2 separate regions of the Homo sapiens genome follow, and region 2 is linked to region 1. Evidence: chromatin loops called from intact Hi-C (ENCODE). Cell type or tissue: mammary epithelial cell. All regions are shown on one strand. Links, peaks and the distances in the headings refer to the core of each region. The heading gives the core; the rest is flanking DNA. Region 1 has its middle 210 kb from the start of VGLL3. Region 2 overlaps VGLL3 (vestigial like family member 3).

Region 1 (2,933 bases), core at 157-2,656:
AACTGTGATGACTGATGAATGTACCATAAATGTTATGACCATATTCCCTGAATTTTTATATTCTATCTATGTTCTTTGGAGCTATAACTAATTTAGAATAGCCATACACCTACTGTTATATTTAGTTGTTAACAAATATGCAATGTTTCAAATAACACTGGATATACATATTACATATTTCTGATTATGTTTTAAGAGTAAATCCCAGAAGAATGAAAGCATCTTAACCATGTCCTGAAAACTTGTACCATTTGCCTGCCTTCAGTTGGCTTCCCTGTAATACTCAATACAAGACATCATGATTTCTTAAAAATAGTATTTTTCAAATGGATTAGGAAAATGGTAATTCATTTTGTTTGCAATGTTGTTCAAAGAGAAATTTTAATTTTTCTATCATTTAAACATGAAAAAACAAAAATGACTATTATTTTATATATTATATAAAACAAATTTACATAAATGATTTGATTTATTTAATTTAAATACATTCTTTGTTTCTACTTTTGTTTCTGCTCCAAAGAGAAAAGTTTTCCAACTTAGACAATCAGTAAACCATGTGCCACAGATTGATAAAATTTAATGATTACACAGAGTAAGGAGGTATAGAATTATAAAATTATAAAACATTTCATTTTGTGTTTTACCCATTCACTTATGCATTCAATTACAATATACTGAGTAATTTCTATGCTCCTAAAATAAGCCTTTTGTACAGTGGCTTCTAGAGTTTACATCAGAAAAATATGTATGTCTCTTACCTAAAAGGAAAATTAAAATTGAACTCCATTAAATGTGACAATGTCTGCATCTACTCATATATTCATGTTATAAAATTTATAAAATATTAGAACTTAAAGGAACTGATGAATTGCTGCTATCACCCTCATAATTGATTTTTGTATAGAATGAAAGTGGGACATAGGAAGTTAAACAACTTGTACAAGGTTACACTGCACATTAAAAGCTGTGAAAAGAACCATGGTATAGGATTCCAGATCTAGTATCCTTTCAATGACTGGAATATGTCATAGCAGTAATGAGACTGATTTTTCTATGGATAAATTAGAATATTTTGATATGGTGAAATGTTACCTTATATAACAAAAAAAAATGCTCATATAACTTGCCTTTAGACTACGACTTTTCTGGTATGCTTACACTGTGTTTGTTTCACCAATAGATGGCAAACTTAACTGCTTATATTATAGTTTTATGATTTAACAGTCTGGTCAGCTACACAGAAATCCTCCATTTATTGGGACTTTAAGAATATGCTACTATTTTAAGCAAGCTGTGCTTTATAAAGGGAATATGTAAGTTTCTTTGCTGGTTGTTTAAAAAACTCAGTCACCTGTCAATACAGCAATATATTGTAAGTCAAATCAATACTTATGCCAATCAGGAAATAATTTTTTTCTAAATATGTTCTACCCGAGTCTTCTATAGTCCTTTAATAGATAAAATGTTATATAACAGTATACACAATCCAGTTTTACATATTTAAACTTTCATGACACTTTTTCATATTACTGCTAGTTTTATCTCTGGGCCTACCTTCATATTATTCTGCTATACATATTTAGACCAAAGAATAAACTGTTAATAAGTGATTTAATGTACACGTCAAAGTAAGATGTGTTCTAATCTGCTTTCTCAACTTCCTTGATAAACTAAATTGACTGTATTATATAGATATTTTTAGCTTCCTGAACACTATTTTAAAGTGTCCATTTAGGAGAACTTTATGTTCTAGACTGAAATGATTCTAATTTTTTAAACTCCACTGCTTGAACTTTTGTTATAAATTAGAAAACAAACACTAGATTATTTCTGAGAAATAGTCTAATTTTGTTACATCCACCGAGCAGTTGGAATCGTCCATAGATGTGTGTACGCGCGAATATTTCTCAGATTTTATCAGTATTCTTTCAGGCCTTCTGATATCACATGCAGAGTCACTCCCCATTAATAGCTCATGTGGATTGTTCTGTGGTGTGATAAACAGAGAGAAGTTATTTATCTCCAAAAGCTAAGTTATTAGCCCACAGTTTCCAGAAAAGACGAAGACAGTGCCTTATTAAAGTATAAAGAATCCCTCACTTTTTAACCTTTTAAGTGAAAATGCATAACAACACTCTCCATTGATCATCGCCGTTAGTACTTGGCTCACTGATTTCTTCATTGCTATTTCAGTCATCATTGGTGGAAATTCAACACGGATCCATCTAAAATCTTTGACCTGCTCCACTCCTGGATCTTGTCTTCATCTCTTTAATTCCCATGTCAAAAATCTGCATTTTATTTTTATTTTATTTATTTATATTTTTGAGACAGTGTCTCGCTCTGTTTCCCAGGCTGGAGTATAGTGGCACCATAAGGCTCACTGCAGCCTCAACCTCCTGGGCTCAAGTGATCCTCCTGTCTCAGCCTCCTGAGTAGCTGGGACTATAGGTATGCCACCACACTCAGCTAATTTTTGTTTTTATTTTTAGTAATGATATGGCCTCGCTATGTTGCCCAGGCTAACCTTGAACTCCTGGCCTCAAGCCATCATCCCCACTTGGCCTCCCAGAGTGCTGGGATTATAGGTATGAGACACTACACCCAGCCAAAAATCTGCATTTTAAACATCCCACTTTACTTTCACATTCTAACTTTCTTATTTACTTACTGAAGTAATTCCATTCCAGCTACCTTTCAATCTTTCACAGGCCTCCAATAATTGACTCTATGTTTTTCCTCTCCAAATCCATTTTTACCTTTGCCTTCCTACACACCCTGTCCTCACAGCCCTCCTCATGCACCCAAGATTCCTTAGATTCCTTGGTGACTATGCAGCACCGCAGCACTATAGCCAACGTCTTTCTAAGGCCTTGGTCTTTTTTGTCCTCTTCACCCACTGACCTAGTTGCTGGCAAAACCCCAACAATTGT
Region 2 (2,933 bases), core at 256-2,755, 190 kb after region 1:
CTATTCGGTGTCTTGCTTGTTTAAGAAAAAAAAGTCTTGATGCAAAGGAAGAGATGATATGCTTTGTTTCATGCCTGAGAACCAGTGTGCTTATTTCATATGTATGTAAATTTTTTTCATTACATGATTCTTTGCTTATGAGTACTTAATCACAGCCACATTTGTTGGATGAAGAAGACATATGAAAAACTGCATGGGCTATTTCTATGCAATATTACATTTCAGGTGAGTGAAGAAAATACAATACTTTATGCTATTAACACTATATGGTGAGTTTGGATTCAATATTACCTGGTATACAGGTGATGTTAACCAATATTTGGATGATGTTGACACTGACAGTCTAACACATACAAAATGCCCAACTGTAATTTTGGTTCAATTTTCATTTGGGGTTAAAAATATTACTCACACATACATACACACGAGTTTATTTCTAGACAAAAAAGAAAATGATAATATTGATACATTGTCTAATAAAATCCACTAAAAGCAAACCCAGTAATCTCACTATCTGATTTAGACTGCAACATGGTATACCAGGTATTTCTTTCAATTTCACAATAGTGGGATACTTTTTACACTGATTGTAAATGTCTCTTAAAAAAAACACACACACACACACATTACCTCCAAAAAAATTTTTTAAAATCTCCGAGTAAAAAATTTAAGAAAGATAAGATTCAAAATTTAAAGAATGATACAGCTTATTAATTTTGAAAATAACAAAAACTAAATTAAAAGGAAAATGGGACAATGAAGTGTTATAGAAACTCTAAGTCATCTTAAAAATTTCCAGAAAACACATTAGAATCAATATTGATTAAAATATGATTATTAAATGCTAAAAGGTAACATTTTTACATTTTTTATTAATATCAGTTAAAAAACAAAATTCTACTCAATTCTTAAGCTAAAGTGTTCTTGCTGTAATTTCATTGCCATTCTCTTGTTGTTCTTCCCATAAAAATAAATGGCTGGGTCAGAAGTGAAATGACATGTGTTCCAGTGTTTTCTGTCATTCAGTAATTATGCATTACCATTATGTCCAAAGATTGCCTTCTAGTTACTTTCTTCTAGAGTTGCTCAAAATGGGCCTTGTGACTCTACAATGAGAGTTTCAAGGGATGATGTCAGAGGCCGATACTCCTTGGAGGCAGCAGGGTGAGATTAGTCACGCCTCACTTTTTTCCCCATGTCTTGGTCCTATGGACATTCTGTTCATTTCCAGTATCAGCCAGCTCATCAGACAGGCCCTCCTTTTCCTTTCTCCATTTGACTATTTAGGTTTCGTATTTATTTTGAGAGCTTTTTCCCATGAGAATGAATTGCCCAAGCAGACCCTATGTACATCAATGAGCCAACAGATGATTTTCTTTGCAACTGCAATATCAGTAAGATTAGCATTCTGTATGGTTTTAAGTCAGTGATTTACTCTGCTATGGCTTGACATAGCTCCTGCCCTTTTCTACAGATACACACAGACTCATTTCTGTAAAGATCAGTGCATAGGCATATTTGAAACCAATGTTTAGCGCTGTGCTAAATTAATCATATAGATTATTTTTAAAATCTTTATAATAACTCTAGGAGAAGGGTATCAAGAAACATATATTTGTATGGAGATAAGGGACCAATCATATTCATTAGGTTTGTTATTTTTTTTTTTTTTTAGATAGAGTCTCACTCTGTCACACAGGCTGGAGTACAATGGCATAATCTCGACTCACTGCAACCTCCACCTCCCGGGTTCAAGCGATTCTCCTGTCTCAGTCTCCTAAGTAGCTGAGATTACAGGTGGCTGTCACCTTGCCTGGCTAATTTTTTGTGTTTTTAGTAGAGATGGGGTTTCACAATGTTGCCTAGGCTGGTCTCGAACTCCTGACCTCAGGTGAACTGCCCGGCCGCGGCCTCCCAAAGTGCTGAGATTACAGGCATGAGCCACCACGCCCAGCTAGTTAGGTTTTCTTAATGGAAAGAAATGAAATTCTTTCAACCCTGTTAGAATATATAGCAGGATTAGAGGTAACTGATAAGACATTGTGCCAAGTAAAATACATATACTTCCTATCATTGTTTGCCTTACAGCTGAAAAACACCTAAAAAAACTTACCTAGCTTCATGAAGGAGATATACATTCAAAGTATAACCATTCTTTCATTATTAGCTGACACACTATTCTTTGTCTAAAGATTTACCGTGTAAATATATTCTTAGTCAAACACGATTCAGTTATTAAATTTGTTTGTAGCATGGTAGCACTTCTGTGGCACTGTAATAACTTTATGCTGTAAACTAGACCCTTTAATACTCGGTCAGCAGTTCCTTTCTAAGCATCATTGCCATGGCCACTAACATTATCATTAGCCTTTAGTATCTACTATTATCTAAGACTGTGTGTTTTGTACCAAAAACACAAAGTTCCAGAAAACAATGTTCCTGGATAAAGGCTCAGGGTTTGTTTTCTATGTGTCAAATGAGTGGAAACTTACTTAAGGAAGAGAGAAAAGGCATCTGGCTTTCATTTAGCACCTTGAGTCAAGCTCTATGCTAAATTATTCATATACATTATTTAAAAATCTTTACAATAACTCTATGAGATGGGTATCAATAAACACATATTACAGTTGAGGAAGTTGATGTAAGAGATTTCAATTTAGTAATCCAAGATCACATTGCAACCAGAAGGTAAAGGCTGGAACATGAATCTAAAACAAATGGACTCCAAAGACTGTATTTTCCAATCCTGTGTAGCTTTGCCAATTAATATTAAATTGTCACCAACTCTCTCATTTTATGAGAATAAAAATGTGAGTCTCATTTTATTGAACCTCTTCTTTAAGACATTTTCTATATTTTTAATTATCGTTTGTGGCTTTCCTATAAATCCTACACAAGTTTTATATATTTATCTAAATCTGTCTAATTCACAA

The links. Hi-C counts contacts between places; a loop is a spot of excess contacts. Peaks named below come from ENCODE experiments on the same cell type or tissue, not always from the same donor. Only the 100,000 strongest peaks of a DNase experiment are listed, where the experiment ranks them.
Region 2: it touches region 1 in a loop (9-fold over the local background); 10 of 110 quality-filtered maps call a loop at or near these places.

The regions. Positions count from the first base shown.
Region 1 is chr3:86,784,396-86,787,328 of GRCh38, forward strand. No RefSeq gene overlaps it. Among named protein-coding and RNA genes, the nearest start is that of VGLL3, 210 kb to the right of the region's middle. In mammary epithelial cell, for the core only: a CTCF peak has its summit at 1,164 (motif pointing right); no DNase peak of the experiment used is centred there.
Region 2 is chr3:86,972,464-86,975,396 of GRCh38, forward strand. The region is part of intron 2 of VGLL3 (vestigial like family member 3); the gene reads right to left. Among named protein-coding and RNA genes, the nearest start is that of VGLL3, 17 kb to the right of the region's middle. In mammary epithelial cell, for the core only: no CTCF peak of the experiment used is centred there; a DNase peak (open chromatin) is centred at 1,198; H3K27ac peaks cover 1,814 bases.